3 separate regions of the Homo sapiens genome follow, and regions 2 and 3 are each linked to region 1. Evidence: chromatin contacts called from ENCODE Hi-C or POLR2A ChIA-PET data. All regions are on one chromosome and are shown on one strand. Each heading gives the region's core, a stretch centred on a gene start or an enhancer-like site at or near the end of the contact. The rest is flanking DNA. Distances are from core to core; before and after follow the strand shown.

Region 1 (3,313 bases), core at 205-2,704:
AATTAAGAAGCATTTATGAAAGGCTTTAGGTTAAAGCTAACTGAACATTTCAAAACTAGGGATAAACGAGCGTCAGTTCTATTTAGGAAGTGTGAATATCTCTGAAAAGAGTCCTTAGGGTGTGGGTCAGGAAGAACCTAGTGGAGTGTGAGTCAGGAAGAACCTAGTGGGGTTCCAAGTGGACGAACCAGCAAGGAGCTCACTTGGAGCTGGTGTGCTTGGTTACGGCTTTGGTGCTCTCGGACACAGCATGCGTGACAGGCGAACAGCCGTCTGGATCTCCCTGGAGGTGATGGTCGAACGCTTGTTGTAACGCGCCAGGCGGGAAGCCTCGCCCGCAATACGCTCGAAGATGGCATAACGAAGGTGTTCAAGATCCCCATTGCTTTGGACGAGATGCCGGTGTTGGTGGACCTGCTTCAGCACCTTGTACAAGTACACGGAGCAGCTCTCCTTGCGGCTGCGCTTTCGCTTCTTGCCTTAGTAATAGTCTTCTTGGAACCCTTTTTCGGGGCTGTGGCCGACTTGGTGGGGTCAGGCGTGTTGTAGTTTAACTGCAGAAAGGGTACAAGGAATAGGAAAAAGCGGCCGGGCGCGGCGGCGCACGCCTGTAATTCCAGTACTTTGGGAGGCGGAGGCGGGCGGATCACTTGAGGTCAGGAGTTCGAGAGCAGCCTGAACAACATGGCGAAACCATGACTCTTCAAACAAATGTAAAAAATTAGCTGGGCGCGTGATGCACTCCTGTAACCCCAGCTACTGGGGAGGCTCAGGGAGGAGGATCGCTTCGGCCAGGAAGGCGGAGGTTGCGGTGAGCCACGATCGCGCCACTGCTCTCCAACCTGGGCGGCAAAGCCAGACCCTGTCTCAAGGGAAAAAAAAAAAAAAAAAAAAAAAAAAAGTCGCCGGGCGCTGTGGCTCACGCCTTTAATCCCAGCATTTTGGGAGGTTGAGGCAGGTGGCTCACCTGAGCTCAGGGGTTTGAGACCAGGATGACCAATATGGTGAAACCCTGTCTCTACTAAAAAATACAAAAATTAGCCGGGCTATGGTGGCTGACGCTTGTAATCTCAGCTACTCAGGAGGCCGAGGCAGGAGAATCACTTGAACCCAGGAGCGGACGTTGCAGCGACCGGAGATCGTACCACCGCACTCCAGCCCGGGCGAGAGGGAGACCCTGTCTTAAAAAAACAAAAAAAGAAGAAGAAGAAAAAGCTGTGTGTTGTAACGTCCTGTTCACGAATTCTTATGCAAATGAGGTGATTAATAAAATAGTGTGTAGGACTGGTGGCGATTCTAGATGACGTCATATACACGTTTGTCCAATCCAAAGAAGCATGTTTCATAACAGCGATTCCATTGGTTGAAATAAAACTGTAATTTGAGCCAATGGCACAGCTTTATTTTCGCGCCCAGTATTGACTATAAGTAGTGGAGCTCTGGTGAACTTCTCTCGGCTGTTCTCAGTTCCTCCATTTATCGTTTCTTCGTCATGTCGGGACGCGGCAAGCAGGGAGGCAAAGCTCGCGCCAAAGCCAAGACCCGCTCTTCTCGTGCCGGTCTCCAGTTCCCCGTGGGCCGAGTGCACCGACTGCTCCGCAAGGGCAACTATGCTGAGCGGGTCGGGGCCGGCGCGCCGGTGTACCTGGCGGCGGTGCTGGAGTACCTGACTGCCGAGATCCTGGAGCTGGCGGGCAACGCCGCCCGCGACAACAAGAAGACCCGCATTATCCCGCGCCACTTGCAGCTGGCCATCCGCAACGACGAGGAGCTCAACAAGCTGCTGGGCAAAGTAACCATCGCTCAGGGTGGTGTCCTGCCCAACATCCAGGCTGTGCTACTGCCCAAGAAGACCGAGAGTCACCACAAGGCCAAAGGCAAATAATGTCTCCATAGAATCACTTTCCAATACAACGGCTCTTTTCAGAGCCACCTACTATTTCTGCGGGAGAGCTGGGCCACTGGTTAAACATTTGGAACGTTTGTTATGAAAAGATAAAGCATTTTTCATCTAGAGCTTAGGAATGACTTTTAGGAAAAACCTTACAGGATTCAGGTGACATGTTTAAGTCAGAATGTGAACTAGTTATTTAATGTAGGGCTTACAAGAATGTTCGCTGTGTTTATTCATCTCGTGTTATATGAACTAGAACCAATAAAAAAAAATCCAGAGCCAGGCTCAGTGGCTCACGCCTGTAATCCCAGCACTTTTGGAAGCTGAGGCGGGAAGATCGCTGGAGCTCATGAATTCGAGATCTGCCTGGGCATCATAGCGGATACAAAAATTAGCCGACCGGGGTGGTGCACGCCTTTAGTCCTAGCACTTCACAGAGGCTGAAGTGGGACGATCCCTTGAGCCGGGGAGGCTGAGGCTGTAGTGAGCCGAGACCACGCCACTGCACGCCAGCCTGGGTGACAGCGAGAACCTGACTTGAGGAAAAAAAAATAATCCAGTACAGAATGACACGGTCATATCAAATTGGCATGTAATAGAGACCCCATCTTGAAACTTGCTACTATATTGTCTTGTGCGTTGATAGCATATTATATTAATGCCGAACACATTAGTGACGCCGAAGTAGCTGGTGCCTAAATGGCTTAAACGCGGAAAAACCACATACAGATGATGGAACAAAAACTGGCCAATCAGATTATAGAGCGGGCTTTTTAAAATATAAGAAGCTTCTTTGTAGCTAGGCGTCTGACAAAAAGCTTGACACCAACTTAACAAAAACCAACGGCTGGAATTCATACTCTAATAACAGACTGCATGGGTAAACTACGTGGGGAGTCCAACCAACACCCTGGACTCTTGCTTGCCTTGCGTTACTCGATTAGGGTTGAGGGAGAACTGCCCGAGATTTTTCGAATGCAAGGAATCTTGCTGCCTGATCTAACATGTTGTGCACAGCCATTTTTTAGAGGTCTCTGGGTGGCTCTGAAAAGAGCCTTTGGGGCTTTGTTGCGGTTTTCACACGCCAGCTTCCTACTTCTTTTTGGCAGCCGCCTTCTTGGCCTTTGCAGCTTTAGGTTTTGCTGCTTTGGGCTTAGCGGCTTTGGGCTTTGCCGCCTTCGGCTTAACTGCCTTGGGCTTGGCAGGACTCTTGGTTGCCTTTTTCGGTTTGGCAGCGGCCTTGGCCTTCTTAGGGCTCTTCGCCACCTTTTTGACGCCAGCCGCCGCGGGCTTCTTCGCCTTCTTCGGAGTCTTCTTCACTGCCTTTTTCGCCCCTGCAGCCTTCTTGGCCTTCTTAGGCGTGGCCCCCGCGGGCTTCTTAGCTTTAGCGGCGCCTGCCTTCTTGGCTTTGGGCTTGGC
Region 2 (3,313 bases), core at 463-2,962, 580 kb after region 1:
CACATAGAGTTGATATAAGCCCATATATTTTATTTACCTTAGACAAGCAGAAGGTAGTATGAGATAGCAGAGAACACAGGCAGATCTGGTTGTTAATTTTTTTTTTTTTTTTTTTGAGACAGAGTCTTGCTTTTGTTGCCCAGGCGGGAGTGCAGTGGTGCGATCTCGGCTCACTTGCAACCTCTGCCTCCCAGGTTCAAGCAATCCTCCTGCCTCAGCTTCCGGAGTAGCTGGGATTACAGGGACCCACCACCACTCCTGGCTCATTTTTGCATTTTTAGTAGGATGGAGTTTCACCATATGGGTCAGGCTGGTCTCGAACTCCCGACCTCACGTGATCTGCCCACCTCGGCCTCCCAAAGTGCTGGGATTACAGGCATGAACCATAGTGCCAGGCCATCTGTGAATTTTAACGCAGTGATCTTGGGCAAGTTAGTTGATTTTTCTAAGCCTCAAGCTCATATATGAAATGAGGTCAACAACTGCCTTGCCAACTTGTTGAGAATATTAAATGAGATAATGCATACAAAGTGTTTTTGCACAAAACCTGGCATATAAACATGCAAATTAATCTTTTAATAAGATAATGTACAATTTTGGTACAATGGTAGTTTAATTAATAGTTGCTACTTTCCCTTAGGGCCAAGACTGTAATCTTTTTCTATTGCTCAAAGAACAAGATGAGTGGGTGAAAACATGCACACAAACCAATAAAACGGCTGTTTCATCAGGTTTGCAGAAACACTGAAAGATATACGTCTTCAGATATATTCTCTCCAATCAAATCCTAACTAGAAGCCCAGGACTACTGAGGTACAAAAGAAGGACGGGATTCAAATGAGCGAAGTAACTTCCCGGGTTATAGCTGTAAAGCTAATATAGGAACAGAGTGGAGTTAGCATAGCAAAGGTTTTAAGAAAATGGAGTCTGGAGCCAAATTGCCTGTATTTGAATCCTGCCTACACCCCTTACTCGCTCTACGACCTTGGGCAAGTTACTAACTTCATTTTCTTCTTGTATGTTAATTTTAAAAAGGGGCGGGACAGAGAGGTGGGGTGTAGTCTACATAATAATAGTGTCTATCTCATAGAGTTATGAGAAGCAGATAATATTTGTAAAGTGCTTAGAACAGTGCTGGGCTGGCACATAGTAGATGCTATTTATTCTTTTAAAAAATTCGATAGCAGCAAGAGCCTTTATACTATGTGAGTTAGACTAAGAAAGGCTGTGGCATAGTTTAAAACTATCCCTGCTCATTCTTTAAAATAAGTCCACAGTAGAGAATAAGACATCGGAAAATACAAACATTTCTTCATATCCGAATCTATTTGAATCCTAAGATGCAGATACGGAGAGTTCAGAGTGCCATCAGTACAGGGCAGAGAGGTTGAAGAGCTCAGGAACAGACATAGGGTGGGGGAAAGGGGTAGGGGCAACGACGCTGACTTTTGGTTAACAAAGCCCTTCCAGGCTGCGGAGCAACCTCCTCTGCCCTTCACCTGCCCGGCCCATCTCTGGCCAAGAAGACCCTGCCGCCAAATCCCCACACCCAGTCCAGGTCGCAGTGCACAGACTGGCCCTTCCGAAGCCCCTCAGCGGTAGCCCGACTCCGAAGCTCACCGAGGCATCCGTGAGAGGAGATGCCACCTAGCGCAGATCACATCTGCTCTGAATCCTTGACAACCGCAGCCCAAAGAATGATAAACTACAAAGGCCGGAAATGCGTCACCGCGGCCCGCTCTCCGCGAAACAGCGGTTCCGGCTGTGTTCCTTCTAGGAAGGCCGGAGGTTTCCACACCTCTGTGGTCGTCACTCTGAATCCCGTCTGTAGTCTTAAGTGAGATACTAGGTGACACATTGTCTTCCACGCGGCAATATAATAACGGCCAACATAGTGTTTTAACACGTATTAATTCATTACCCCGCATAACAACCCTGTGAGTTAGGTACAATTATCTCCATTTAACAGGTGAGGAAACTGAAGCACATTTCTACATTTATTAGTTGCCATTTCCTGCAAAGAATACCCTTTCTTTTCCCTGCCGTCTCATTTTATCACGATGAACTCATGGATTCCTTTACAAATAATTACTGTTATTATTATGTTGATGCTCAAATTATTTAAAATTTGGTCAGTTGGAGCCCTTTCACACTGCTCCCTCTCTTTTCTTTTTTTGACAAAGTCTCCAGGCTGGAGTGCAGTGGATGCGATCTCAGCTCACTGCAACCTCCGCATTCCGGGTTCAAGTGATCCTCCTGTCTCGGCCTCCTGAGTATCTGGGATTACAAGAACACACCACTATGCCTTAGTGAGGCTGGTCTTGAACTCCTGTCCCTCAAGTGATCCGCTCCCTCGGCCTCCGAAAGGGCTGGGATTACAGAAGTGAGCCACCGCACCCGGCCACAAACAGGTTTCTATGTCCTTTGATAAGTTCCCAACAGTTTTTGTGCACTTCACTTTCTCACAAAAGATATTTCAGTCCCATTTTATACTATTCCTACCCTAAACCTAGAATCACCATTGCTTCATGAAGCTACAGTACATCAGTGAAAAATGGTATATAGAAACCAAGATCTGGATTTCGGGCAATGAATAACCTCATTGCTACTGTGTCTGGCATTGGTTCCTGCCAGTCTACTGTGTCCAGAATTGGCTCCTTCCAGTGGGTTCCTGCTCTGACTTCAAGAATGAAGCCGCGGATACTCACGGTGAGCATTACAGTTCTTAAAGATGGTGTGTCTGGACTTTGTTCCTTCTGCTGTTCAGATGCGTCCAGAGTTTCTTCCTTCCGGTGGGTTCGTGGTCTCACTTGACTTCAGGAGTGAGGTCGTAAACCTTTGCAGTGAGTGTTACAACTCCTAAGGGTGGCGTGCCTGCAGTTGCTTCTTCCTTCTGGTGGGTTCGTGGTCTCGCTGACTTAAGGACTGAAGCTGCAGACCATCGTAGTGAGCATTACAATGCTTAAAAGTAGTGCAGACCCAAAAACTGAAAAGTGGTAAGGTTTTATTGTGAAAAGGGAAAGAACAAAGATCCCACAGCACAAAAATCAATGCTAGCAGGTTGTCACTGCTGACTGGGGCGGGGGTGGTAGCCAGCTTTTATTCCCTTATTCAGCCCCGCCCACATCCTGCTGATTGGCCCATTTTACAGAGTGCTGATTGGTCCATCTTTACAGAGTGCCGCTTGGTGTGTTTACAAACCTTTAGCTAGACACAGAGTGCTGATTGGTGCATTTTTACAGAGTGCTGATTGGTGCATTTACAAATCTTCAGCTAGACACAGAGTGCTGATTGGTGCATTTACAAATCTTCA
Region 3 (3,313 bases), core at 597-3,096, 530 kb after region 1:
AACTGTCAAAAACATGCTTTGTGAAAAAATGGCTGTTCTTCACTCTGGCCTAGAAATCCACAATTTATGTTTTCTCAAGCAGAAGTCACATCTTTTTTCTCACCTGCTCTCCTGGTTCATCCAGTTCTCTCTCTAAATCCTCCAGCACAGTCACCACCTCCTCCCCACTCTCTGGATGCTGCTCCTGCACCCAGGCCTGGAGCTCCTCAGGTAGGATGGTCAGGAACTGCTCCAGCACCAGCAGCTCCAGAATCTGTTCTTTGGTGTGGGTCTCTGGCCTCAGCCACTGATGGCAAAGTTCTCGGAGTCGGCTCAAAGCCTCACGGGGACCAGATGTCTCCTGGTAGCAGAACTGTCTGAAGTACTGACGGAAGACCTCTCTGCTATGGGTGTTGTTTTTACGCAGGTCCCAATCCTGTCTGGTGGTATATTTCTCTTCCTCTATCTTTACTTCCAAAGGTTCATCCTGGTCCATGTGGGCCTGGATAGCCCAAGTAGATGCCATTTTAGCTGTGCTAGAACTACCGGTGTTTCAAGTAAGATCTCACCTGGAAACTGTATTCCTGGACAGTCCTGAAGAATAAGCCATCATTATTAATACAAACTCCACCATAAAGTAAAACTGCAAATTCTGAGAACTTAACTATGACCTTTGAAATCTGACCTCCGGATTAATGTACAATACTTACTCAGAAAAATACTCTGATAGAAAAGACTTAAGATTAGACCGATTTAGGCCGGGCACAGTGGCTCACGCCTGTAATCCCAGCACTTTGGGAGGCCGAGTCGGGCGGATCACGAGGTCAGGAGATCGAGACCATCCTGGCTAACATGGTGAAACCCCGTCTCTACTAAAAATACAAAAAAAAAAAAAAAAAAAAAATTAGCCGGGCGTGACGGCGGGCGCCTGTAGTCCCAGCTACTCAGGAGGCTGAGGCAGGGGAATGGCGTGAACCCGGGAGGCGGAGCTTGCAGTGAGCCGAGATCGCGCCACTGCACTCCAGCCTGGGCGACAGAGCGAGACTCCGTCTCAAAAAAAAAAAAAAAGATTAGACTAATTTAAAGAGAAAGACTGAGGAAAGGTGCCAAGTTGTTTCAGGACTTAAGAGTAAGACTTGTTGGTAAACTTATTCTCATTTGGTCCTAAATGAAAGACAAATGGAATAAAACTAACATTTAGATCAAGTAAATAATAATAACAAAAGGTTAGGACATCCTTGATTAGTTACTTTTATCTTTTGAATGTCCAGATGTCTGGTGGAAACCATGAAATCACAAAAGCTACAGTCATGTAAATTTATTTCTTCAGGGACTTAATCTTTCTGCTCCTCATTCTTCATTTATAAAGTGAGAAGGCTGAAGAGGTTACTCTTTAAGGCTTCCCTCTAACCTCGTGGTCTGTGATTATAATCTGAAGTGAGGAAGGCCCAGGAAAGGGTCCCTAGGACGCCGGCGAGCGTCTGTGACCCACCACTGTCCAGAAATGTCGGTAAGCGCTGAACCCAAGGATACACAGCCCGAAGCAAACGCGGAAGGTATGGGCCTTACAGCCTGGAATTGCTGCAGAGACTGGGAGCCAAACCCTCATCCTAATGTCCCAACGCACTTTGGGGAGGGAGAGCTTCCCGCGGATCCGCCTGGGTTTGGGAGGACCGGGGTCCACTCTGCACCGGCCAGGGCCTGAGGGGCCCAGCAGCTGGAATACAGCAATCTCCCGCCCACCTGCTCGCAGCGTACAGAGCACAACATCGCTCACCTGCGGCCCCCAGGGCCAGAAGAGAACTCCCTCCTACGGAGCGAAGGCAAGAGGCCTCGAACCCTTTTGGGACCCGGAACCCATCAAAAGTGACCCACAAAGGCCGGAAGCGGCCACGGGGGGTCTAAGAACCAGCCCGCGCGGGGCGCACTTCCGCGGCCGCTCTAGGAAGGGAGCGAAAGGGGCTTTCAACTCGGTAGTGTTTCCGCGCGTCTACGTGAGAGGAAGGTTGATGGCTTTCAGGCCCGCTGGTAAATGGAACGGGTTTATCTTCTCCTCTTCTTTACCCAGCCATTGTCCACACTTCCCCCGACCCGATGGGTGGTCGAGGCTTGTAGAACTGATCTTAAGACAGGGAAATCCCTTGCGTCTCCATTCACTTTGGGATTCTGTGTCTCTGAGGTTAGAGATGCCTCAAAGGGATGTTCTCCGGGGGACCTTCCCAAATCCGCGCTTAGCGGTGGCGAAGGGACTTCTTCCACACAGACTTCTCAAGGGCCAGCCGGCTGGTTTCTGCCGGCTCTTTCGCCATCCACGATTCTTTTGATGTTCTCTTTTATGTGCTGATGTATGATTATATGTCAGAAAACCCGGTTCAATGGAAAAACTATAAAAAAAGGATAATTTAGTAAAATAGCAAGATATAAAGTTAACACACTAAAATCAACGACCTTCATATATGTGAATAATCAATGATAACGAGTTACGAGATATAATGGAAGAGAAGACCATATTTACAAGAGCAGCAAAAAAGTGAAACTAGGAATAAACTTAACAAGAAATGAACAAAACTTCTATGGGGAAAGCTTTAAAACATTCCTAAAAGGCCAAGTATACATTTAAACAAACAGAAAGCGATATGAGGTTCTTGGAAAGACTCAAAGAGGTCAGTCCTCCCTAAATACGTATGCAACTGTAGTATTCCAACAAAAATATCAACAAATATTGTTCTGGAATTAGATAAACTGATTATAAAATTCATGTGGGGAAATAAGAATAGCCAGGAAACCCATGAAAAAGAAAAATGGTGAGGGTCAACCTTATCAGATACTGGAACATACCCATATAATTTTAGTGTATTAACAGAGAGAAAGAATAGACCAGAAATGGATCCAGGTATGTAAGGATATTGAGTAAATGATGAAGGTGACACCACATATCAACAGGGAAATGAAGAACTTAGAAGTTGTGCTGGGATGATAACCGTTTGGCAAAGGTAAAACTGGATTTGTATTTCCCACCACACATCACAATAGAGATAAATTCTAAATGGATCTGAGATCTAAATATAAAAAATCCACCTATACATGTATTAGAAGAAAACATGAATAATAATTCTAACACGTGGGAATAGGGAAACATTATCTAACCATATGACTCAAAATCTAAAACCCATAAAAATAATAAATCTGGCTACATGAAAATAAAATGTATTGCTTGTCAAAAAAAAATAAGGAAAGAAAAAGGCTTGCAACATATCACAGGCAAGGGCTAGTTTTCCAAATACCTAAAGAGCTCCTAAAAGTTGAGAATAACCAATAACCCAATAGAGAAAAT

What was found. A loop is a pair of places that touch in the nucleus more often than their neighbours do. ChIA-PET counts read pairs that join two places held with the same protein, here RNA polymerase II (POLR2A). Pooled maps may share reads with other maps.
Region 2: a pooled map shows a loop between it and region 1 (4-fold over the local background). The contact joins the promoter of ZSCAN23 here to the promoter of H2AC16 in region 1. A Hi-C loop is called at or near these places in 2 of 50 pooled maps. POLR2A ChIA-PET finds 5 or more read pairs at or near these places in 2 of 52 experiments (GM10248 and activated CD4-positive, alpha-beta T cell).
Region 3: a loop to region 1 is called in a pooled map, with 2.8 times the contacts of the local background. The contact joins the promoter of ZSCAN12 here to the promoter of H2AC16 in region 1. A Hi-C loop is called at or near these places in 4 of 50 pooled maps. POLR2A ChIA-PET finds 5 or more read pairs at or near these places in 3 of 52 experiments (CD4-positive, alpha-beta T cell, HepG2 and PC-9).

The regions. Positions count from the first base shown.
Region 1 is chr6:27,863,863-27,867,175 of GRCh38, forward strand. It overlaps H2AC16 (H2A clustered histone 16), which reads left to right and starts at 1,455. Exons shown (of 1, transcript NM_003511.3): 1 at 1,455-1,936. The coding sequence starts at 1,493. The coding sequence ends at 1,885. H1-5 (H1.5 linker histone, cluster member) reads right to left here. Exons shown (of 1, transcript NM_005322.3): 1 at 2,930-3,313. The coding sequence ends at 2,987. It also overlaps the pseudogene H2BC16P. RefSeq lists enhancers at 236-415, 1,076-1,145, 1,206-1,275, 1,473-1,994, 1,546-1,635 and 1 more.
Region 2 is chr6:28,441,779-28,445,091 of GRCh38, forward strand. ZSCAN23 (zinc finger and SCAN domain containing 23) reads right to left here and starts at 1,713. Exons shown (of 4, transcript NM_001012455.2): 1 at 1,621-1,713. RefSeq lists enhancers at 1,512-2,022, 1,596-1,645, 1,816-1,895.
Region 3 is chr6:28,397,901-28,401,213 of GRCh38, forward strand. It overlaps ZSCAN12 (zinc finger and SCAN domain containing 12), which reads right to left and starts at 1,847. Exons shown (of 4, transcript NM_001163391.2): 1 at 1,757-1,847; 2 at 104-573. The coding sequence starts at 505. It overlaps LOC105374998 (a long non-coding RNA gene), which reads left to right and starts at 1,919. Exons shown (of 2, transcript XR_926659.2): 1 at 1,919-2,007. RefSeq lists a silencer at 900-969 and an enhancer at 1,981-2,230.